3 separate regions of the Mus musculus genome follow, and all the other regions are linked to region 2. The links are chromatin loops, found by intact Hi-C in ENCODE. Cell type or tissue: heart. All regions are shown on one strand.

Region 1 (8,000 bases), 96 kb after region 2:
TTGATATGCTGGAGGTGGGTTCATCTACATGGGAGGTCTCCCCTTCTTCTGAGGAGAAATGGCGGGAGGCATAAGGGGAGAGCAGGTGAGAGGGAGCGCCTGCGAGGGCAGGAGGGAGGGGAAGCCCCACTCCAATCAGTATGTAAAGTAAATACATAAATTAATGAGAAAAATAAAATAGGACAATTGGATTAATTAAGTCACCACCGAGACAAACAAGCTCCTCCTTTTATGCTAAGTACATACGTTACAGTTCAGATCTTAAATGTTACCCCTGAAACTCTTGTACTGGAGGTTTGGGCCTCAGTGATGGTGCTACTGGGAGGCAGTAGAGACTTTAGGAGATTAAAAAAAAAAGTTTTCGTTATTGGAAGGAGTTAGATCATTGGGCATGGATCTTTGAGGATATTGGGATTCGGCCCTTTCCTGTTCCTCTGCTTGCTCCCTGGCTGCCATGAGGTGAGCACCTTTGCTCTGACATGCACTTGATCCAGTCTTACCTCAGTCTCACTGCAGGCCCCAGCAATGACAGAAGCAGGAGACCATGCACTGAAATCTCAGAAATCATGAGACAAAAAAAAATAACCTTTCCTCTTTTTAAGTGGATTTACTTCAGGTATTTTGTCACAGTGATAGAAAGCTGACCAATATAGGCCTTACATGAAGAGCAATAGTAGTTAATCACAGAGACCTAAGGTAGGACCTTTGAATAACTTCCTATATAGGTTTATCAGAAACCAGCTCTGAGTGGACCAACACAGCACTAGCAAGCAGTTTGTAAAGTACTTGAGTGTTGCATGATACGAGGCATGACTCTGAAAGCTTTTGCACTGGTTGGATTTTATTTCTATGCAGTGTTGTCTGAAAAGCAGCTATGCTCTGTTCTCTGGAGCATCTGAGATGGGCACTTTCCCAGTGTTGTGTAGTGCTCAGAGTTTCTATTCATTCCCCAGAAAGTTCCTAAGTATGGCATGGATGAGGGTCCCCCTGCACCCCAGGAACAGACACGACTGGGAAAGAAAGCAGGCTTGCTGGGAGGTGAGGTGGCAGGATCTGCTGACAGATCCCTATCTCAGGTATGAATTCAGACAGGTACAAGTCAAAGCTATTTGCTGGTAAGTACAAAACCACAAATGTGCATTCTTGTTATTCAACAAAGGCCTAGTGGTATATGTACATAATTATCTTCCATTAATAAATCAAGAAAGATCCAGATTATAATTCATTAGAAGCCAACATAAATAAAAAGCAGATGTAAAATTTAGGTAGGAAATACAAATTACAAGTAGTTAGTGGGACCCTTGGTGAAAGTCTGCTTTCTTCAGACAGTGACTTACTCCTAACAGCCCCACGGCTGTCTTTACAGCATGGACCTGTTTTTAGAATGTGTTCCCAACATTCTTGTAGTCAGCTGAGGGAAGGGAGAGGGAAAGGGGCCTAGGGTGGAAGGAATGAATAACAGAACAGTCAATGCCTCCTCCAGCCCCAGCCGCTCACTCTGAAGAACAGAGGCAGGAACAGTGTAACTGCAGCCATGACTGGTAGCCGCAGCTCCTCCAGGGCTTTGAAGGGTTTAAAGATGCCTGTATAAGCCACAGAAGAGAGGCATGGTCCTGTGTGTCTCACAGATCTGCCCTGGGACAACACGATATATTCTGTTTGGTTTTTCTTTCCTCTCTCCATGGCACACTGAGTGTTTTGTTCTTCTACCAATATACCTCAGGTGCAAAGTTAGGAAATAAGATTCAACCATCCTTTCCAAAGTATCTTAAAAGTAATTTCCCATTCAGAGGTCTAAGTCAGAACAGACTGGCATTGGTTTCCAGGTACCAATGACTTGTGGGCACATGTTTTTAGCTCACAGGGTCCATCCCCCAAGGAGCTATTTCATGCTAAGGTACTCAAACTGCATCTTCAGAGCAAAGTCACTGGAATTTTGGAGAGGAAGGAAAGGGATTTGCAAATCCAGCAAGACCCATCCTGTCATGCCTGGGAGTGCGTCCACAGGATGCCCCAAAAGTCAGAAAAACACCGTCTTAAGGAATGAGAGGGTCACAGAGGTTAAGATAGAAAATCATAAGGAGGAAATAAATACGGACATTTCACACTCCAAATCAGACCTTTGGCCATTCAGTAATGGGAGAAAGATTAAGATGGGAGATACCCCAAGATCCTCTCCAGCTCATGGCTAAATGCATAGGACTGAAGGCTTCCATTCCTTCCTTTAAGGATAGCAAGTAAAGGCCCAAGCTTCGTGCTCCCTACACCCAGAGGCAGAGAGACAGACTGGACTATGGAATGGAAACGAATAGTTGCATACATATCCCTAGGAAGGGCTGACCCCCTCCTCAGCGGCAGGAGCAGAAATGGTTCCCTTTCCCTGATGTTCAATTGCATTCCCACAATCAGTGGTCTCAGAAGGAAAGAATTCAACAGAGAAGGCAAGCCCCAGTTTGATTCTCTGCCTATTCTTTTCCTCCTGAATTCTGCATCTGAAAATCCCACCAGCTCCACAGAGCATCACCCATTTGCTGAGGCAAGTCTCTAACATGGTCCTGTCCCTCCTTCCCACAGCAGCGTCCCATTTTCACAGTTTGTCATTGGCTTCCCCTATGAACATTTCTTGGACAACATAGCAGGACAAAAGAAACAGACCCTAACTTTCTGGTGGCAGCTCACATCCAGAGCTGGTCCAAAAGGAAGATAGTTCATGGGAAAAGCCACTTAAACTCCCACCGGGTCTCCCTATCTTTTTGTTTAGTCTGGAGGGCAGGGTCAAGCTTAGCCAGGCTACAACGTGCCCCTGACCCCAAAGTGCACACACAAGCTAGTGAATGGGTTCTCTCCTCATGACATCTGCAGCTGTCTACACAGAAACAAGCGCCTTAGAATCACTGAGAACAAAAGACAGAACAGCAATCATGAACCGGACAACTGTTTGTACTGTCCTGTGGATGGCAGTGACCCCACTTCGGGGTGGAAAAGTACTGCTAGGTTTTGTGCAGAGCACTTCTAAATACCACCAACTGGGGCATCCCCCGCTTCCTTCTCACTGGGCATGGAAGACTGAAGAGGAAGTGGGCCTGGGTCCCAGAACCAAGTCAATACCCGTGCAGGTATGAAGGGCAGCAGCGCAGAGCCAGCTGCTCCAGCCTCCACTTTGACACAAGGCAGCAGGGTTATGTGGAAAACCCAGCAATCTGCTGCTGCCGCCTGCCTTTATGACCACATGGAAGTGATCAAGGATCCTCTCCCACTCCCACCCCCTTCTCACGGCAGCGGAGAGGATGCAGACTCTTACCTTGAAGTTGTGTGTCTTCTCATAGTTGAAGTGGTTGTCGTTGTGTGTGAGGGCAGCTCTTCGGACCAGTGAAGAGATCTGTGAACAGGCAAAGAGCTTGAGAGGAGACCAGAGAAAGCCACCTTTGAGCCCCACCTTGACCCCAAATGCAATGGCCAGCAGCTCTTGGCGCTTCCTGCTGGGCTTGGACTTCCGAACCATAGCACATTTTCTCTCATTTTCCAGCCACAGTTCCTGAGAGCACATGGTACTTGGAGCTCAGCTCTCCTGGGTTTCTCCTGCGGCAGCTCTCTGGAGCCAGCAGGGTTTGGGGACTGCTGCTAATGCTGTGCAGCAGACTTGAGGCAGCTGTGTTCTGTCTGTAGAGGCCTGAGGGGCATGTGACCTGGAAGGGACTGTTTGAGCGATGGAGGGGGCTCTGGCTGAATGGGATGGGCCTGCTTTGTGCTGGTTCTTAAGGCCGCATCGCCTGAGCCTGAAACAATAGCACACATTCATATATAGCAACCCCCAGGATATCCAGTCAGCACAGGGGATCCGGGGAGACAGCAATGTCTGCAGCACACAGAGACACAGACACAGACAGACAGACAGACACACGCACACACACAGTCATTGTGATGTTCAAAGTCAAAGCTGTGTCCATTATTCTGGGCCTATGAACCTCATTCTGGGCTGACCTCCAGCAGACTAAACCTTTAACCCAGAGGATTCTTTAATCTTAAAGTGATAAAGTCACATCTATCTTAGAAAAGCTGTCTGGTACTTGAAAACCTTCTCTTTATTCTTATGCATTTATCGAACTGCAACGGTCTGAGTCCAAGCCGTTTATGGGAGACGTGCAAAGCATTTGGTTATGGGCTCAGCCATCTCAGGGGTGAGAAGGTCAGAAGCGGGCTGCTACACTGCAGGATTCTTCCCTCTTCTCTTATCCCCCCTCACCACTCTGCAGAAATCCCACAACTGTACTAAATAAATCCCCTTAACTAAAACCCAAACATCACTTGTTTGTCTTTAAAACAAAGCATCTCAGATGAGCATTTTGTTGGCGCCCCAGCCTATCTTAACGCCCCCTTTGCTTTTAAAAGCATTGGATGGTCTCCTCTGGGAGCACAATTTTGGTCCCAAATCTCTCCATTAATAGAAGAGGGGGATTGTGATGTCTTGGGAGTTCTTTAAAGCTGCTAATGCCAGACAGACAGTAGAATCAATACTTTAGGAGCTAGAAAGCCAGGAGAATGCAGATGGCTAGAGGAGAGAGATGTGGATGATTCTAGAATTTCATCCTGTATAGCATGAGACCTGGCCTGGGGTCAGAGCAGAGCCCCTCCAAGATGCCCTGGGTCAATTCACCAGACCGGTCCTTTCCCTGTGTGAGTCTCCACTTTCGTGTCCCATCATTGCAGCTTGGTTCAGAAGTCCATTCTCCCATCTCGTGTTGCTGTCTTTTATCCGAAACAGCAGCCGATGTTTCTGTCATCCACAGGAACTGACGCTCACAATGTATAAAGGGCATCTACTCATTTCATCTCCAGCAGATAGTATGAAGGCTGGGATATTTATGCCCATTTTCTGGACAAAAAGACTGAGCCACTGAGAGGTAACATAATTTGCTAAAGGCCACTCATTTCACATCAGTAACAGAATCAAGACTAGAGTGGAAAACATCTTGAAGCCCCTGAGTTCTGGGATATGGTACTTAACTGCTAGATCTTGTATCCACATCCCCACATCCCCACATCCCCACTCTACCTCAGACACTAACTCTGCCTCTTCCTGTCGTTCTCTCACAGTCACTGTGATCAGCACAGCTGCTCGACACCCCCTGCCTTCCCTTCCCTGTGATCAGAGAATGCCGGGCTTCTCCACGCTGATGCACATACTGCTGGCATGGCGAGTCTTCGCTGCTCTCAAGCTGAAGCTCATCTCCTCTCCCTCCACAGATCCTAGAAAATCTTTTCCACCATATTCAGCTTCTCCATGTGGTAGCTCGTGGTCTCCATTAGAGTCTCACTGAACACACCGACATTTGATTCTAACTCAAGGGCCACCTTTACAAAGCAAACGTTCCCAGACTTCCCACTGGAGGAGTGCTCTGCCTTTGGGGTTCCAGTCTTTATTGCATTTATCACTGCCTTGTATTAGAGATCAGTGGCCGCTCTGACCCCCTATTAGACCAGGAACTCAGGAAATGCCCCTGTGCCCCGTCACCTTTGGTTCTTCCTGCAAGGCTCTAATGGGATTCCTTCCTCTAGCAGCCAATGAACAAATACAGCCCTAGTACACGGAGAAAGCCAGATGTCTAGAAAAAGGAGAACAAGCGTACCTCACATAATCTCACATTCATTTTAAGATCATCACTGCCCCTACACCCAGCTTCTGAGGACTAGGACCACCCAAGGCTGCTCTCTTCTAATGGCTCCTTTCCTTGATTCATTCAGTCTTAAAGTTAAGTTGTCCCTGAAGGAGCTGAATGGAGGTTTGGTATACCTTACAAGTGTTTCCAGGCTTAGCCTAAAGATAAAAAGGAGGCTGAGGTAAAAGATCTTTTCTCAAACCTTCATTGTTAGTAAATGAACAGAGACTCTTGAATACAAGAGCTTGTTCTTCAGTGTCTGATAGGCCAAGTGTCTGATTATACCACTGGAGAATCAAATTAAATAACCCTTTATATGGGAAGCGGGCAGAAGAGTGTCTCCTCCTCCTTGTGGTATACTGCTATTGAATATAAATTTAATTTGTTGAATATAAGATTTAATTTGTTCTCTTGTGTGTCATTACTTGTAACTAGCATTTTTAATTTCTATTCATGACAGTGACTTCGCCTTTCTTGAACAGTTTCCAGAGCCTTTACCCAAACACAAGATGCCTTCAGCCTCAGGCAGGCACCACACACAGTCCTTCTGTGAGTCCTCTTTACAGGGAGCGTCAGCTTCCCAAAGAGAATGGCAGCTTCAGTGGTCACCCCAATCACCCTCTTACTACTGAAAAATGCTTACAAGACTCTCTTGGGACCATCACTGCCCCCTGCCCCCAGGAAACACCTCCCACAGGACCCTTTATCTGCACATCACAGGAGGATCCTCAGCCTTTACAACCTCCAAGGCACTGGCCTCGACACACATTGGATGCTGACCTACTCTTGCCTATAAGGAGACCAGGCACTTTCTCTCTGTGTTCTTCTTAAGCCAGGGTTTCTCCCTGGACCTGACATTTGAGTCAGTTCAGTCTTCATCCTGAGGGGCTGTACTGTGTGGTATAAGCTTTTTGGCAGCTTGTGCTCTCTCTTCACTAGATGCCCACAGAAACCCCCGCTGTGATGGCTGAAGGATATTGCTGAATACTACCCGGCTTGCCTCTTGTGGGTCTTGCCTGTCTTACATTAATACCATAAACATTCAAGTGTGCTTGCTAAATGCCAGGGCCTGTGCTAAATACATCTCATGTTTGAATTCACTAAAGATTTATAAGCCTACTGTGTGGTACTGTTCTAATTCCTTCTATTCTACAGAGGAAAACACATGAACAATGAGCTTAAATTCCAAGGCCTCAAATCTGACAGGTGGGCAGTCTGCTATATCTAAGGAAATCTAGGCTTTCCCTTCCACTGAGGCCAGCCTGGTCTACAGAGTGAGTTCCAGGACAGCCAGGGCTACACAGAGAAACCCTGCCTCGAGAAAAAAAAAATACACATAGCAAAGATTTACCATTTGGCCACTTTAACACAAGCAGCCTGGCGTGTGGTCTGGAGGGGTTTTCGACCTCCCCATGTCCTCTCAGAAGAAGCGTCTACTGATGATTCCCTAGGCAGTTAAGTGCAGCTATCAATATGCAACGGATACACTCAGTACATTCCGATTCCCACCCTCCCCCATAATGAGAATTGGAATCCTATGTTTAGAGTCTCTCTCTGGTGTTTTTCTCCATGTTCAGAATCTTGCATCTAGGAAGGAGTCCAGTAGCAAGAAAGCAATGAGATGTTGTCAGATGAAGAAGGGAGAGGATGGGTAAGTAGCTGAAAAGATGTGAGGACCAGCCATTTGGGATGCTTAGCATCACAGAGGAAGTGAGGACCTTACACGTTTATGAGATCACTGGCTGCTTCCCCACTCATTCTTAGCAAGCCGATCTCTCAGTCTCCAGCAGCCATGACCCTCAGACCTTACCTGAAGATTTCTGAAGTAGTGATTTACCATTGGCTTATTATTTTCCTACAGACAAGTGTATCCTGGTGATGCATTTTAAAGAGGCGTGTTGAAGAGTACATGTTGGTCCCTTGACTCTAGCCCCAATGTTTGTACTCATGGGTCCTTTACACTTCTTTGCTAGTGTCTGGGTCTTCCTGAAGTGTTCACAAACCCAAGTCACATCCATCTACAACCACTATCCTGACTCTACTGCTCTTGCTGCCTCCTGGCAGTGCAGGAAATGAAGCTCCTGATTACACATGCTGGCCAGGGAGCCACAAGGCGAGGTCTCTACTATCCTGGTGTTTGTGGTGATTAGAATATTTACCATTGGGTCATTATTTTCCTACAGACCCCCAGAGTGTCCCAGTGATGTCTGGGGAGAAAATAGTTGATGACTTATGAAAGGTCTGAATGGAGCCAGTGATTCTATTTTCAGCAGTCTCTTAGGCAATTCTGAAGACAAAGATTTAAATAGATGTGTGTGTGTGTGTGTGTGTGTGTGTGTGTGT
Region 2 (8,000 bases):
GTGAGTCTGGCTTCCTTCACACGGCCCAATACACGTGAGACTCCTCTGTGCTGCTACACACTCAACAATAGCTCATTTCTGTGTGTCTTATTCCAGGCAAAGAGATAGCACATCAGAAAGAATCTATTGAGCACTGGAGGCACACGGTGGTGTTGTGAATCTTTGATATTACGGAAACCCCTCCACAGTCGTTCCATTGTACATGTGCTGGATGTACAGGCAGCCTGAAGGCTGCTGGCCTTGGGTAAGGCTCAGCCTCCTGGATTAATTGGAGGTTGCAATCTAATCACAGAGTCCTCAAGGCAGAGAAACACTCCTAGCTCTGCTGAGAAGCACTAAAAACAGAACTGTAGTTATATTTAACCTCACTGGCAGCAAACACTAGGCTAGAACTGGGAATGACTTGCCTTTGAAAATTTGAGATTCAGCAGTTCTTTCAGTGAGCAGCCATTTACTGTTCACAGAGGAGACATGGGTCTGGTAACAGCACTGGACGTGAGAGTCAGTGAGCATTAGGACATTAAAGCACTGAGATCTGACATTTTTATTTATGCAACATTTATAACTCTACATCCTAAATTTGTGTCAAATCAAAGACGTACAGAGTCTCCAGTTTATGATGGTTCAGCTTATAGTTCTTTTCATCTTACAATGGCATGGAAGCAATACCCATTCGGTAGAAATCTCAAATCTTTTGAGATTTGACCTTGTTTGTTTTGAGACAGCAGCTAGCTATTTGACTCGGGCTTGTGAGTGTCCTGCCTCAACCACCCAAGTGTTAGAATTTCAGGTGAATTTTGATGTTTTCCTTGCCTAACAACCTGCAGTATAGTTCTGTCTAGAGAAGCTAGGCGGTGCCACTGGCTGCACCACCTTTTGACTCAGCTATGATGCTCAGTGGGTTAGACTGGGTCAACCTTCAGTGGGCTCACCAGGGTGTATCTGCATCACTGGTTAAGGAACACTGGGATTATCCAAATAGTATTTCCAATGGGCTCATTTTACAGGCTGGGAAACAGTCAGAAATATCAGGTGGTATCTCCAAGATCCAAGTGGGAAAAAAGGTACCGGTGTCTTCTGTCTCTTTGGCCGTGAACAGATCTGCAAGCTACCAGAGACCCCTCTCTGCTTTCTTCCATTAGCAGAGTAGTAAGTGTTGGGTACATTGTAGTTAGTACGGTTAAACTAAGGAAATGCAGGTTAATTCCCATGATGCTCTGCTGCTGAGTAAATGAGCCTATTATGAATGGACCATGTTTTGCCTTCCTCCCTTATGGGCTTCAAGATGCAGAAGGGGCTCCCTGAGGGAGTGCAATCCCATTGTCAGAGTCATAGAGGAATGCTCAGCTGTCTGGGTCCCTGCAACTCAATACCAGCATCACTGGAAACTGCTGGCCTAGGAAAAAACTTAATGGCCTTGGTTTTTTGTTTGTTTGTTTTTGTTTTGTTTCCTGTTTTGTTTTTGTCCTGAAAATGAAAAGCTTAAGGTTGTTAGACAGTCTCAGGTCCTTTCTAGCTTGGATGTGCGAAGTGCTAAGATGTGACTGGGCACTTGTATGAGGTTCAACCATAAGGAAGCTGAAATGGAGAAAGACTCTTTGCTTTCTTTCCTTTCTAGAGCTGACACAGCCCCTGAAACACAAAAGCTCCTTGTCTCCTGACCCTTTAACAAATGGTTTCCACTTGCCTTCTTTTTAAACCCCTCTTCTTTTGTTTTCTTTGATTCCTGGTCACCTTTGGGTTTCTAATAAACATTCTAAAGGCCTGTGCCAACCTTTGCTGTGAGTTAGTGGGGACAGAACTGGGAGAGAAAGTTCAGTGATTCTGCGTGGTTTACTATGAGCTTCATCTGCCCTCGATTTTGACCAAGTAAATAAAAGAAGGGCTGAGCTCTCATTCCTTATAAGAAAATATAGCCAGCAAAGCCCAGACATTTCTCTTTGGTCAGCCTTCCATTGTGTTGCTGTCCTCCCATCAGCAGGACACCCGACACTCCCTCGGAGGTTCTCAGGGTACAGTGAAGATGGAAACCCAAGTCTCACTCCTAGGGGTTTCCTCACTGTCTTCCCAGGGCTTATGCATGCTGTAGCCAAGGAGGGTGTGTCTGCAAACAGAATAAAGGAAGCCTAACACAGGTTCTTTGCAACTTGGTCCAGTCCTCCCTCTCCCCCTTCCTCCCTTCCCTCCTTCCCTCTCGCTCTCCCACCCTCACTCCCTAGGGCTCTGCCTCCCTTCTGCCCTCCTTCCCTCTCACCCTAGCTACCAGGGCCAGCCAAGCTGTGAAACCAGAGCCCAGCCCAGCCATGCAGAGCAGAGAGACTCCCAGTTTCCTGGATGCTGGTGGCAATGGCAGTGCAGTGTTCTCAGCTGCTGCAATTTCATGGTCCAGGGCGAGTGAGCGCCAGCCTTGGAACACCTGGGCTTCTCGGGTCTCACTCAGCTGTTTCTGTCCATCTTCCTTCTCAGCAGTGTCTTTACTTCTTTTTCTTCCCCACCCACTCTCTTCTCCCTGCCTCTGCTGCTTTTCCCTTCTGTTCTTCCTCCACTGCCTCACCTCACTCTGTCATCCATCCTCTCTCTCTCTCTCTCTCTCTCTCTCTCTCTCTCTCTAGATTCCCTTTTCTTTTGTTCTCTCTTTCCGTGCCCTCATTTGGAGTCTCACTAGAGTTACTTGGCAGCTTCCCAGTCATTGTTGACCCACAGACCCAGGGGCCCAAAAGACAACTACATTTTTGATCTTTTGTCTCTGTCTATGTGTCTCTCTGTCTCTCTCGGTGTCTCTGTCTCTCTCGGTGTGTCTTTGTCTCTCTCTGTCTCTCTGTCTCTCTGTGTGTGTGTCTGTTTCTCCCTCTCTCATACCCTAAAAACTTCAGCAGAAGAAGGGTGGCATTATGTGTCCAGCAGTTAACCAAGACTCATTTCCTCAGGAGTCCAGGGAAAGGAACGCAGCTAGTAATCTCTGTTTTCAATATTGTAGAGCAAGGTGACCGTCCTCTTCATTCAAGTAAGGAGTTCCCAACAACTTGAACCCCACCAAATCCACCTATACAAACCATTTCCCATGGCCAGTGGTGACTTTAAGTGGAGTGAAGATGTAGGCCTTGTCCTCCATGCCAGTCTAACAAAGGCCCAACCTAGCAAATGCCTCTCACTGCACAATGGGAGAGCAGATGTTTGTAATACGGGCTGGGGTCCTGGCAGGGCTGCTGGGCTGCAGGATGAAAGAGCCATTTCTGCTGCTGCTCCTTCTTCCAGGACAAGGCAGATGTCCTCACCTCAGGGGCCTAGAAGACTTTTGCACTCAGTCACAAAATGCAGGTCCCCAGGACGCCCGATGGTGACTAGAGGATTTTAGTAAGCATTCGTCACTGCTTGCCACACCCAGGCCAGCCTCGGCCCACCGGGTTGGTATTTGCTCCAGAGGCCACAAGACTGTATGAAGGGCCAGTTTTGCTGTCGTGGGTTTATGTGAGGCAGATCTGCTGTTTCAGTTTGACGAATTTCAATGACACATCATCAGAAGCAGTGAATGTTGTTTTGACTAGTCGTTTCATGGTGAACAGTGACATTTGGTTGAATTTATTCATCTCAGAATGCACTGGCTCTTCTTGCAGGTGAATATTTCTTTCACCATTGATGAAAAAACAAAGCTGAAAATGGTTCTTGGGCTCAGAAATATCAACACAGTCCCCTCTTGTAAAAACAAAGATGTGGAGGGGTACTGTCCTTGTTATGTATTAGACTGGAGATTATAGATTCAGTTTATGGGAACAGGGAGCCGGCTATCTATTAAAATGTGTCCAAATGTAAAAATGTGAAGTAATCGTCTATTGTTCTGGATACTCTGGTATTTACTCAAATCTTTGAGAGTAGCTGTTATTCGTGCAGAATTCTAACTTCCTAATCAGATAAGCTGCCGCTGTCCTTGGCTCCCATAATGTGTGCTGTGCAAGGAGTCTATCTTTGCAGCCAGATGATCTAAGTTCTCAGTTGTAACTCATCCTTCAGCTCCCACTCTGAGAGATTTATACACGTGCTGATTAAATAATACAATACTACAATGAGAAAGCGCCTCACAGGGCACAGTACCTGCTCTGGGAGAACTAGCGTCTGGCCCCGTGCTGAGGTGGTCTTACTCCAGCTTGCCACTAGGTGGTGTGTGTTCAGTAAGTTCATCATCCACTAAACTTCCAGGCATCAGCAATTTACTTTATCTCACCGCTCTCCCAAGTGTGCTGCACTAACTGCCTTCTGTTGAGTGTTCCTGGTAGTAAGTTAAGCCCAGGATTTTGAGATAAGTGATGGAGATTCCCATTGCTCTACTGACACAGCATACATTCTATCCAGACCTGCACAACGAGGAATACAGAAAGAAAGAGCAGTAATGAGGAAGGAGACAGGGAGGGAGGGAGGGAGGGAGGGAGCCTATGTAGGCTGAAGACCTGTGAGATCCAGGACAAAGCGCATGCCCAGTAACTGTTTTCCCCATCTAAGATACCCTCACTTCCCCTGCATTGCAGAGCTCAGCTAAGTGAGTGGCTGCTCCTGGGACACTGACAGGTCTGTTGAGCAGGTCAGGGTATTCTGCTGTGCGGATTTTCACTCTAATCATTCAGAGTGAGAAACCACTCATGAAACATGGGAACTCTCTCCCTCTCGCTCTCCCTCCCTCCCTATGGCCCTGTCTCCCTTCTGCTCTCCTTCTCTCTACCACCACCACCATCATCATCACCACTGGTGGTGTTGGTAGTGTGTGTGTGTGTGTGTGTGTGTGTGTGTGTACATGTCACAAAACTGAATTAGAGGTTACAGGACAACTATGTGGAGTCGCTTCTCTTCCACTATCCCATGAGTTCTGAGGCTGGTTTATAAAGGAAACCTCTCACCCACAGAGATCTCCCCCACTCCCAGATTGTAGAAAATTATAAAGCTTGAAGTAATTCAAGACAGGGCTATGTCTGGAAGGATGCAAACCAGAATTGTAGTTTCCTGTTGGGAGGTGAAAGGAGGGGAGCACCCTGTATTGGACAAGCTCCCCCAAATACCCATGAAGCTGCTTCTCAAAACTATGGAGGGAAGAAAAGATGAGCTGGGATATGCTTCGGGGCCTCTGCATCCTGCATCCCATCCACTCTATGATCCACATTGAGGTCCACAGGGAAGAAAGGTGGTTCCCATTTAAGCCATGCACACTCCTGCCTTTTCTATCCACAGAGTTCTTTCCCTAGGGTTGGGGCTGGGAAAGAGAAACATGGGGGAGGGGAGTTAGCATCTATGGCATGGGAAACAGAAGACAAAGGTGGAAGCAGAGCAGGGTTTCTACAAGCTTGCCACATGGAAAACGGCCTTAACTCAGCTCAGAAAAGGAAGCAGGAGTCTGCTGGGGGCTGGAGGCCATGTCCTGGGCCAGTGTGTGAACAGTCAGAGTGCCTCTCTGCTTCATCTAAGCATGGCCGGTGTCACTGCAGCACATGCTCATCTGTCACCAGACTGCAGAATGTCAACAGCAAATTTAATGTTTCTTATGGCACTGGAGTGCAGCAGTGTGTCTTGGTAGCCTTGGGGACATAGCAAATCTCTCCAAATCTCGGGTCTCCCATCTGTTAGGTGGGGCCCAGTTACGAACGTGGCTCAGAAAGTATGAGTAAGATAACATAAAAGGGTCTAGTCCAGTGCCTGGCACAGACATGTAGCATAACTGTGAGAGATAGGCTCGGCTTCACCTCTCCCTCAACCTCTGTGAAGTCAGCTTCAGAGACTATATCATAGCTTCAGAGACTATATCAGTCATTTTGTATAGTTCTGGGGCTGTTGTTTGGTTGGTTTACAGGTCAACTTCCTACTGTTTTTGAATTTGTAAAGCAGAGATGAGGAATTTAACAGCACAAAGAAAAGCCAACTGAAGGAGCTGGTTGCTCTTCCAGAGGGGCCTGCTTCAATTCTCAGCACTCACATGGTGGCTCGGAGCTGTCTGTAACTCCAGTTTCGGGGATCCAGTGCCCCCTTTTGACCTCTGTAAGCACTAGGCACCCATGTGGTGCACAGACATACATGCAGGTAAAACATCCATACACATAAGAAAAAACAAACCAAACAACGACAACAACAAAATCCCTGAAACCCAACAAACCCAAAAACCAAACAACAACAAAACCCCAACCAAACCAAACCAAACCAAACCAAACAACAACAATAACAAAACAAACTCCCAAACCCAACCAAATTAAAAAACCACCCCCCAAACCAAACAACAATAAAACTTGCCTAGCTAGTTAAGAAACATAAAAAGTGCTGAGCTAACCAGAAGTTAAAATGGTAAAGAGCTGCCAGCTCACCGCAAAGTCCCCAGCAGGGAGATTTGCTTTGTTACTCCCTCTGCAAAGGACCTGGGCTCTACACAAGAGTATGTCTGAGCTAGGACTCTGGTTTGGTCCACACACATGCATGCAGTAAGTCCTTTCTTACCTGGCAGGGGTTGTACCCTGAGACTTGGGATGAAGAAACAGTGGGAAGTAAGGAGCTCCCATTTATGAGCTCCCACCCACTAGGCCTCCATAACCAACATCTTATCCACTCTGTGACTGGTTAGTCTATAACTTAGGCACAGTAAGAGGTTAACGACAATAACAAAATAGAATGATCATAGCAATATGTTATAATAAACATTATGTGAATGCTCTCTTCTCTCTCAAGAGTTACTTGAAAAAAAAACAAAAGCATTGTTCATAGAACAGCTCTCACCCTACAGCCATGATGCTTACAGGTTGACAAAAGGCAGGTCGTCTATCTCAAGGATAATCAGGGCCACGGAGAAGAAGGAGCTCTAGGAAGTCTGGGACTAAGTCTTTCTGCTTTCTGCAGGCCTGGTTGTTAGGAGACCAGAGCCTGTAGCTTCTATAGCCACCCTCTGAGCATGAGAAGGAAGCCAAGCCAAGAGAAATAGCTCCTCGTAGGCCTTTAAAACCACTTCTTCCCCCAAATTTCATGTATGAGACAGAAACCTTTCACATGTTAGTTCATTTTTAATTGGGAGCAAGATATTGTCACCTAGGACCCCTCCCAAGTCCCTGTCCCTCCTCCATTGCGGTCTAGATTTAAAGAGACTTTGTAGGATTGATTTGGGCCAATACCAAGCTAGGTTGCCACATGAGTTCCTAATGTGTGCAAGTAGCACTAGCTCCAGCATTTTGTGCTAGGACACTCAGGGACACCTTCCTGAAAGACAAAAGTCCTGACTTATCCAGAAGGAAGCATTAGAAGGCCGGGGAAGGGGGTTGGCGGTTCGGGCTGAGCAAGAACAGAGATGCATACTGTGTATCTGACCCACACCCAGAATAGCAACCGATAGAATGATTGATCCTGGCTGGGACAAAGACAGAGCACCCAGGCAGTCTGAGGGGAGGATGGCCCCAGATCTTGGGTGTAGCTAAAGAGCCTGGACTTTGCCTGTAGATACAGAGAAGCATTGTTGCCTTGCATGACCCGACAAGTCACCATTAATGGGACAGGTCACCAGCTGCAGACAATGACATGGCAGGGAGTCCCTGTTCTAGGCTCCTACAGTGGTGCAGGCTCAATACAGCCCAGGCCTAAGCTGAGTGGACAGAATGGAGGTGAGGGCCGGCCAGTGCGGACACAGATGCACCGATCACAGTGTGAGATGAAGGCGAACCTTGCTCTGATCGGACCTTTCCCCTGTTCGCAGCAAGGGCCAGCTTTAAAGTAGCATAACCTTGTTAGCAAAAAGAATGGAGTTTCCACAGCAGGATTTGCTTTGTTTGGCTTTTGGAGGGAGATTATCAGTTTTCTGTTTCTGTTCTCACCACACCCTCTGACTCAGCCCCTGTGCCACAGGCGTGTCCTGCTTCTCAGAGCAGCGTGGTAAAATAAATTTCTGTTTCTTTGGCAAACATTTCAATTTAAGTAGTGCATTCAGTTGGTTTTAACTTATACTTTTTTAAAAAATGCTTGTTTTAAACAGAGGCTCACTCTATAGCCCA
Region 3 (8,000 bases), 110 kb after region 2:
TGGCCCTGTCCCCTGCCTTTAGCAGCTTTGGCTTCCTTTCAGGGTAGGGGATTGGTCTTGCCCAAAGAAGATACCTCCTAAGAAATGCTGATGCTTGACAAACGTCCTGAGGCCAAGGTGACTTTTGAGTAAATCCTTACTGACCTTGAAGAGAGAAACACACAGTAACATTTGGATGGCAGACCCGCCTCCAGCTCCCCATTGTGACCCATATCCCCCGAGAAAGCGAGGCCAGCAGCAGCTTCTCACAAACCCGACAGCTTTGAGAAACGTCAAGCTGGCATTCCCGGTGCCGCCCCAGAAGACACATGACTCAGGCACAGCTTGGCAGGGCCAAAGCAAGGGCAATCGTTTCTATTCGTGTTGAAAATAAGCATCCTGCCTCAAGTAGTCGCTCTGGCTACTTAGGCCAACATCTCTAAGGTGTGGGAGGATAAACTCGGGAGAGGCTCAAGTGTCTGTGGTGAGAAGTTGAAGCCAAGAAACACGTTCAAAGTCCATCCCTGAGCTGTGGTGAAGAAGAGGATGGTGGCGGAAGACCCTAGAGGGCCACAGCTGTGGTGTCTGAGTAATGGCTCAGTAATGGGAGAGCACTTGTCTGTCTGCATAAAGCCTGGAGATTAATTCGTGGCTTTATACATGTAAATGACACACTCCTTCAACAGATGGTCTGCTTGCTCACCATACAGCCCATAGGTATGGAGAAGAGAAAGCTGGGGCAGGTAGGAAACCCTGCTCAGTCAACAGTCAGAGGGACTGAAGGAGCTTTAGAGACCACAAGCGGGCTGGTCTGTTAGCCCATCCATACCTATAGCTTTTCCATGATTCTTGTATAGTTAATAAAACAGCTCCAAGTATGCTTGTATTGTTTTGCTCTACAGTAAAAGGGGCGGCCTTCCCCACCCCGAGTCCTTGCAGCCTCCAGCACTGTGCTTGCGAGCCCCTAACTTGTAAGATCATTTTCCCCCTCCGCATCTGGGAAACATCCCCACCTGCATGGTGTCTGGGAGACAGAGAGTCAGAACATGAAGACTAGAAGCTGTGCAGAGAACCCCCAAGGTGCTTTGCCAATAGAAGGGAACTGAGCAATCTTCGTTGGGTCCAGCTGGGTACTGCACAGAAAGGCCTGAGCACAGGGCTGCCACACTGTGTGTGTTCAGGGACTACTGCATGGTCCTGAGCTTGCACCCATATTTCTAATTCAATCAAGTCTGATGGATTCTTCACTCCAGAGGAAGTCAGACCTGTTGCTAAGATCTCTTCTGGGCGTAGGTGGGGATTTACTTAGCTAAAATAATTCAGTGGTTCCCAGATGTTAATTAGAACTACTCAAGAAGCTTTAGAAATCTTGGTGTGGGGGAGGGGTGAATATAGTTGGAGTACATGATGTACTTGCATGAATGCCTTTATGAAATCCATTGCTTTATAATGACGATCATATGCCAACAAGCGTCCATCATCAGATGATGTCAGTACATGTTTGCCAAGGGAAACTTGCTCCCATGGGACACTGAGCAGTGAGGCTGTGGTCACTGGCCTGGGGTAAGAACAATTGTGAGTGACTGACGTACTTTATTGACAGAGGGGGGAGCAGTCAGGAAGACAGGAGTCTACCTGTGGCATGCTGACAGTATCCTACAGTGTTGTGGGCTCCCCTTCCTGTTTCCTGTTCCTCTTCTCTGTTCTCCTCAGCCTATTCTTTTTGGTGCCTCTTTGGTCCCAGGTTTCTAATGATAGGACACAGATGTTTCTAGAGGCTTCTCTACCACTGTGGGTTTGTAGGAGATTCCTTCTTGCTTGAGTGGAGATCTGAGCCAGGCACACACATAGGGGGAATGGGCTGAAGGCTTTTGTCTCACAGGTCTGGTTGTGTACTGCTGTCCCAGTAGTGATTGCAGGGGGGTCTGTCCTGTGGAGCTGGAATTGCTCACTGTCTGCACACTGGTATTTTTCTTTCTCTTCCCCATGACACCATCTGCCAGAGGTGCTGTGTCTGGAGACAACTGAAGCCTCTGTCTGTCTTCCAGAGGTCTCACCTGCAGGAAAAGCGAGCTGCAGAGACCTCAAAGGACTAGGGAGCATGGCCTTGCTCTGATTTCTCTGCAGCTCTCCTCACCTTTTTATGGAAAATGAAACCTCCATATGACACAGGAAACCAGTGGGGAAGACAGAGGAACAAAAGACTACCAGTGGCACACGGGAACAGAGTGAGATAAAAACAGAGCGAGGAGAGGTAGGATCTCCACACCTCGAGAAAGACATTAGACTCTAATGATTAGAACATCAGTCAGTCAGCCAATAAACAAATAAATCTGTAGGGACCCAAACCTTTGTATGCCTCAGAAGAGGCTAACTCCTGACTCCTGGGGCGCCTGGCAAGGTCCAGGGGTGTGTAGCACCACGGGATTCCTGAGGATGCCTGATCCATCATGAAAGAGCACCGGAGACTGGCTCCCCCTGTCCAGTGTAATTGAATTCAAAAGCAGCAGAGACTTCTTTGTGAAGTAATCGCTGGCAAGGTCAAGGCTCCACTGGCCGGCACTGGTTGAATTTCATCCCCTGAGCATTGCATCTGTCCTCTGAATTCTGATATTCGTCACAGGGTTGGATCAATGCAAACAGAACTTTGCCAAAGAGATAGGCAAGGGGAGCCAGGGCCTCGTGTCTTCTCTTGGCCCAGGGCCTCCTCCGCTCCAGAAGCACAGTCTTCCACACAGTGCAGTGACTGTAGGTCACTGAGAAGCCATACAGGGGACATTTGATCAACACTTTAATCCGATGATTGACGTCTTCTTCTTCTTCCACGTGCACCCATCCTCATCCGAAATCTGATTGGTTCTGGTTCCTATTTCAACTTCCAAAATGAGGGTTCAGCTATGACTCTGTACGTCTAGTATCTGGCAAGGGCTAACTACTGCACCAGGATACAGGTGCCCTTGGAAAGAGTCAGGGTGGTGTTAGGACACTGGAGCTCCAGGGCACAGAGGTGGGCAGCTAACATGAGGCTCACTCATCTGTCTGATGGGTGCCATGTGACATTCCTTTAGAGACCGATTATCTGTGCAGTATACATAGTCTTAGTGGAGGGGTGTGGCATGAAGGGGGAATGCAAATCAGTAATGCAGACTTGGATGCATTTAACACCAGAAGCATGGACTTAAAAAAAAAAAAAAAGAGATCCAAAATAATAAGATGCTTAAATTGCCTTCGACAAAGTGAGTAATTGAAATTATGTTATTACTATGGTTTATTTGTGAATTTCAGGTAGATGGGTGTGTGCAACTGGAGAATAGATGCAGATTCATAAAGAGAGGATGCCACACCACAGTTAAGCATCGTGCAGCCGCAGCGCAGCCTGCATGCTGGATTGACTTCTCCACAGCGGCACAGCCTCTCGGTGGCTTGACTCACTTTCCTTGCGCTGAATTTGAACCCAGCACTGCAGGGTCAGGATGGCCAAGCACTTTGAAAGTTGCTCTCTCAGAATGAAGAGTTTCCTCACTATCACTTCTCCTGTTTTCCCCTTGATACTATTTAAGCGGTAAATAAAGGGAGCAACTTCTCTGAGGCTGGAGACACCGTTGTAACCTAGAGCAGCCTTGGAGTGCAATTAAAACCAATTAGGCCCACGTGCGTATAATTACAGCGACTTAATGAGCAAGCAGGGACTGAGCCTCTTCTGGGAAGCAGTCTGCCCCCCATGCGTGTGATGAGGCCTGCAGGGAAGGCGGTGGGAGGGATAGCGACAGGGAGAAAGGGGACCCTTTGAGGAAGTTAGGATGCTTTTGTTGCCTGGAAGACACGTGAAACTCTCTGCTGTGCACGGGCCAGAGAGGGCTGGAGTGGGGATGGCTGTATGACTTGATTCAAGACACTGAGGAGGAGGCCCTAGGTCAGCCGGGACCTGCTCTGGCAGTGACCCCCTGGCCTTGTCATCAAGGGTGGTTGGAAGCCCAAACTCCACACTCCCAAAACACTGACCACTGCTAGTGTTGGAGCCAGGACTCTATGTGGCCAGAACATTAGGGTAACCTACTAGTGAGTCTCAAATACTCTGGAAAGTTAAGAGAGGTGCTAGCATGCTTCTGTGTGCTGTGGCCTGGGGGAAGTCTAAGTGGACCTGGAACGTGGGTGGGGGATAAGAATGGGTAGATGCTTCTGGGCTATTCTGACTCCCAGTGGAATGCAGAAGTAGGCTGCAGAGCACCCCCTACAGCCTGCCTGCGGAGCAGCACGGGGCTCCAGTCTAATTTCCCTGTGGGCTCTCCAACCAGAGGCATTCCTAACCACTGGACAAACACATCGCAGAAGGCTCCTGTACAGTTGGAGCAGCACCCGGAAGGCTTGTGAGAACAGATTTGTAGGACCTGCATCTGACCTAGAAATCTGAAAGGACAGTGGGGGAGGGGAGACAGACACTTGCAGGTTAAATAGGCCGTAGTATTGTCCAGGCACAGTGTGCCTGAAATTTGTTACCTGGGTGCTTGTACGTCATTTGGTAATCACACTCTCTCCCCCTGGACCAGGCACTATGGTGGGCACAGGAAACTAAGGATAACTAACATTCAGGCCTTCACTTCAAGGAGCCAATATTTGCAAGAGTGAAGAGAAATGGCCTTGAACCGTGTAGTCATGTAACAATTCCTGCTCCGGGACTCGGAAGAGGTAGGTTCAAAGCGTTCTGGGAACAAGGTAGAAGACACAATAAATTCAGGGAGGCAGACGGGGTGGGGGGTGGGGCGGGGGCGGAGGAGAGGAACTCTAGAAAGTCAAGGCCAGGAGAAATATTCAAAAAGCTTTGACAGGCCTTTGTGTAGAGCAAGCGTGTGTTAGACAGAGAAAAAGACAAAAGCATTTTAAGTGGACAACCACACCAACGTGGGATGTGCTCGGGGAGACGATAGAGTTGTCCTTGAAAGAGCCACTGTTAGTTAGGTTTGTTATTACTGTCTACAGTGTCAGGGCCTGAACCAGGGACCTGTGAGCCAGGCAAGCGCTCTACTACCGAGATACAGCCTAGCGCTCTGACTCTCCTCTCAGCCCTGAGGCTTGGGCTCCTTCCTGAAAACACTCATCTCAGACAGCTGAGAGTTTGGCTGTGACTGGGAAATCCTTAGTAGCTGAGTTCTGATGCACAGCTGCCTTGTTCTGTGTGATGGAGGCGGAACTAGGACCATAAGGCTGGGCACCGGGAGTGCAGGCTCACGTGGGCTTGGGCTGAACCCCTGTCCTCAGACAAGGCGTGGTGTCCTCCTTGTCCTCACTTCTCTCCAGAGCAAAAGACATTGTTTGGATCCAAGATCTGCCAAGTAGCACCTGACACCTCCCCCAACCCCAGTCTGTCACTTGCTGGCCACAGGCATGGCTCAGCTGGGTATTTTTAGAGTGTTTTTTTTTTTCTTTTTTAAGCAGCATACACAGTATTAGGTTTCTTCTGCACTTTCAAGCAGAATGCATTGTGGTGGCTCCTCCCTCTCCTGCTCCACACCCCTGACCTCTCCTTATGCCCTTCTACCCACCTGCATGTCTGACCTCTGAAAAAACACGTTAAAGGACGGACTTCTGAAAAACGGACCAGGAGCAATTGTTCCAAGCCAGTAAACTGGAACCCCACACTTTCCCAGTGTTGGGAGAAATCACAGGCTTCAGGTGCCCATCTGGCCATCCGGAGAACAGACGGGTGTGGCTTGGGAACAACTTGTACCCTTCTGTGTGTCCACAACTGTGATGTGACTAAGTAGCTTCTAAGACTATGAAAACCTTCTCTAGTTTAAACAATTATATTGAATGTGTATGGGTGTTCTGACAGGGTGTATCTGTGAGCCTTGCACATGCAGTGCCCACGGTGGCCAGAAGAGGGCCTCAGAGACCCCGCAACTGGAGTTACACCGAATTGTGATGTACTATGTAGGTGCTGGGACTGACCTGATCCCTCTGCAAGCACAGCCAGTGGTCTTAACTGCTGAGCCATCTCTTCAGCCCAGAACCTATCATTTTATCAGATGACTTTTCAAAGTTGTTGTATTAGGGCTATAGTGATGTTTATATTGTGTTCATTAAATCTTAGTCATATGTTAAACTTTGGCAAGTGAACATTTATTTTGTACAGTGAGTGAGTGGTTCCACCATTAAACTCCTTGAAGATTAAAAACAATCTGGAGAGGCTGGTAAGATGGCTCACTGGGGTCAAGGTGCCTGACAACCTGAGTCTGAACCTGTAATCCGTATGGTGGAAAGAGAGAGTCTGCTACTACAAGTTGTCCTCTGATCTCCAAAAACATGCAGTGGCACATAGGTGTGCACATGCCACAGTGCACATGTGGAGGTGAGAGGACAACTTTTCAGAATTGGTTCTGTCCTACTATAGATTCAGGACATCAGACTTGGTGGCAGGTGCCTTTACCTGCTGAGCCTTCCCTGCCTGAGAGCACATTCTTTAGTGGCTTTCTGGAACTGCTAGTTTAGTGGCATCACAGTGGTGGTGTGAACTCAGGGTAGGGTCTACATCATGGGTATCGGTGAATAACGCTGCACCCCAGGTGGGGAAACATCTCAGCTGTATCCAGCAGCACTCCGCAGACTGTGGTGCTTTTAAAGGAACCAAGGAAGACCATGTCAAACTGCTGTTGGGATGATTTTACCAAGTTTGAAACCTAACTACTAAGAAGACACCGAATTGTGTCTGGGAAGCTTAGAGCGAGTGACACCCGCCCTCTTTAGAGTTCTGCGAGTTTCAAGGAAGCCACACAGCCACTGTCTCTGTACTGTTAGAGTTGTTGTGGCCATGTGACTAAGCAAATAAAGTAGAGTTAGGTGTCACCTTGAGGATGTGTCATAGGAAGAATGCCCATGGTCATTCCACAATGGGCATGGGACATGGGTAAGAAATAACAGGTTGGTACTACTGTTGGGTTTTCTTTAATGTGACCTGACCCAGCCCATCCTGACTGATGTGCTGAGGGCTGAGGGCTCACTGGCTAGAACATGGTAGGGAACTCCATCACCACGCTCTACAACAACCCCCCACTTTTTACTCAACACCCCAAGATCTCAAGCCACGCGCACATTTCATTTCCATACTTCCCTGCCTGCTAGCTGTCCTTGGCATCAGAAGTTCCATGACTGTGACGCAGTGGCTAGCACTATGAACGTTTCCCTACCCCGGTGCAAGCTGTTCCTCGTGCTGCATTCCAATGGCCACATCTGAAGGCCCTCATCTCTGCTCCTGGCTCTCTGCCTGGCAGCTCTTTTCTTTATTTTGCCTTAAAGCAACTTCCTTTCCCTTAATAACACAGGTCAAATGTCACCTCCCCTTTGAACTATCCCTGAACTCCCATCGCTGATAATTAACTGCTTTGTTACCAGAGCCTGTTTTGAACCTTTTGTGGAGAGCCAGTGTCTGGGTACGTCTGTCGGCTCTATCATATCCCCACACACGGAATCCCCTCCTGACTGAGGCACTTTGGGACAGAGATTTCAAGACCTGTCGGGGCTGGGAGGCATATGGGGCAAACTGTGTGAGGACAGACAGGATTCGGGGAAGCACAGGGTGTCAGTACCAGTGAGAATGCAATCCAAACTGGTTAGAGGGATCGATGCGATTGTACTTTAGCCCAAAGAAACCAAGTGGATTTTAAACTGGAACCTCCCGGTGGCTACAGATCTAGTCTGGGTAGACCCGATCTTACTGTCAACTCTGAGTCAGCTAACAGGCACACACAAAACAGGTAGGGGAGAAGGGTGGCCTTTGTGCCTCTACCCAGCTGGCTAAGGCTTCCAGGACACCACTCCTCTCAGGGCTCTTACCATCCCATAGTGGGGTCCCCCGCATCAGGCTCAGTAAGCTGCACTGCTCCCCAAATGCCCCTGGCTATGGGAATGAACAGTTTGAGGAAGTCGCTGTTCCTTCTCCTCTTCTCTTGATGCAAAAACAAACAAAAACAAACAAACAAACAAACAAACAAAAAACCCCGAAAACAAAAAGAATGGTCATACTAGTC

Evidence for each region. A loop is a pair of places that touch in the nucleus more often than their neighbours do. Peaks named below come from ENCODE experiments on the same cell type or tissue, not always from the same donor. Only the 100,000 strongest peaks of a DNase experiment are listed, where the experiment ranks them.
Region 1: it touches region 2 in a loop (3-fold over the local background); 4 of 42 quality-filtered maps call a loop at or near these places.
Region 3: a loop joins it to region 2, with 5 times the contacts of the local background. A loop is called at or near these places in 18 of 42 quality-filtered maps.

What each region holds. Positions count from the first base shown.
Region 1 is chr6:54,268,455-54,276,454 of GRCm38, reverse strand. Chn2 (chimerin 2) reads right to left here. Exons shown (of 13, transcript NM_001163640.1): 7 at 3,302-3,379. 9130019P16Rik (RIKEN cDNA 9130019P16 gene) reads left to right here. Exons shown (of 14, transcript NR_033635.1): 14 at 5,095-6,774. Among named protein-coding and RNA genes, the nearest start is that of Gm15527, 17 kb to the right of the region's middle. In heart, no CTCF peak of the experiment used is centred here; a DNase peak (open chromatin) is centred at 3,664; H3K27ac peaks cover 2,014 bases.
Region 2 is chr6:54,364,441-54,372,440 of GRCm38, reverse strand. The region is part of intron 3 of 9130019P16Rik (RIKEN cDNA 9130019P16 gene); the gene reads left to right. Among named protein-coding and RNA genes, the nearest start is that of Prr15, 42 kb to the right of the region's middle. In heart, a CTCF peak has its summit at 4,147; a DNase peak (open chromatin) is centred at 4,150; H3K27ac peaks cover 1,729 bases.
Region 3 is chr6:54,251,231-54,259,230 of GRCm38, reverse strand. The region is part of intron 6 of Chn2 (chimerin 2); the gene reads right to left. It overlaps Gm15527 (a long non-coding RNA gene), which reads left to right and starts at 4,237. Exons shown (of 3, transcript XR_003956307.1): 1 at 4,237-4,665. In heart, CTCF peaks have their summits at 4,220 and 5,846 (motif pointing right); a DNase peak (open chromatin) is centred at 4,270; H3K27ac peaks cover 1,272 bases.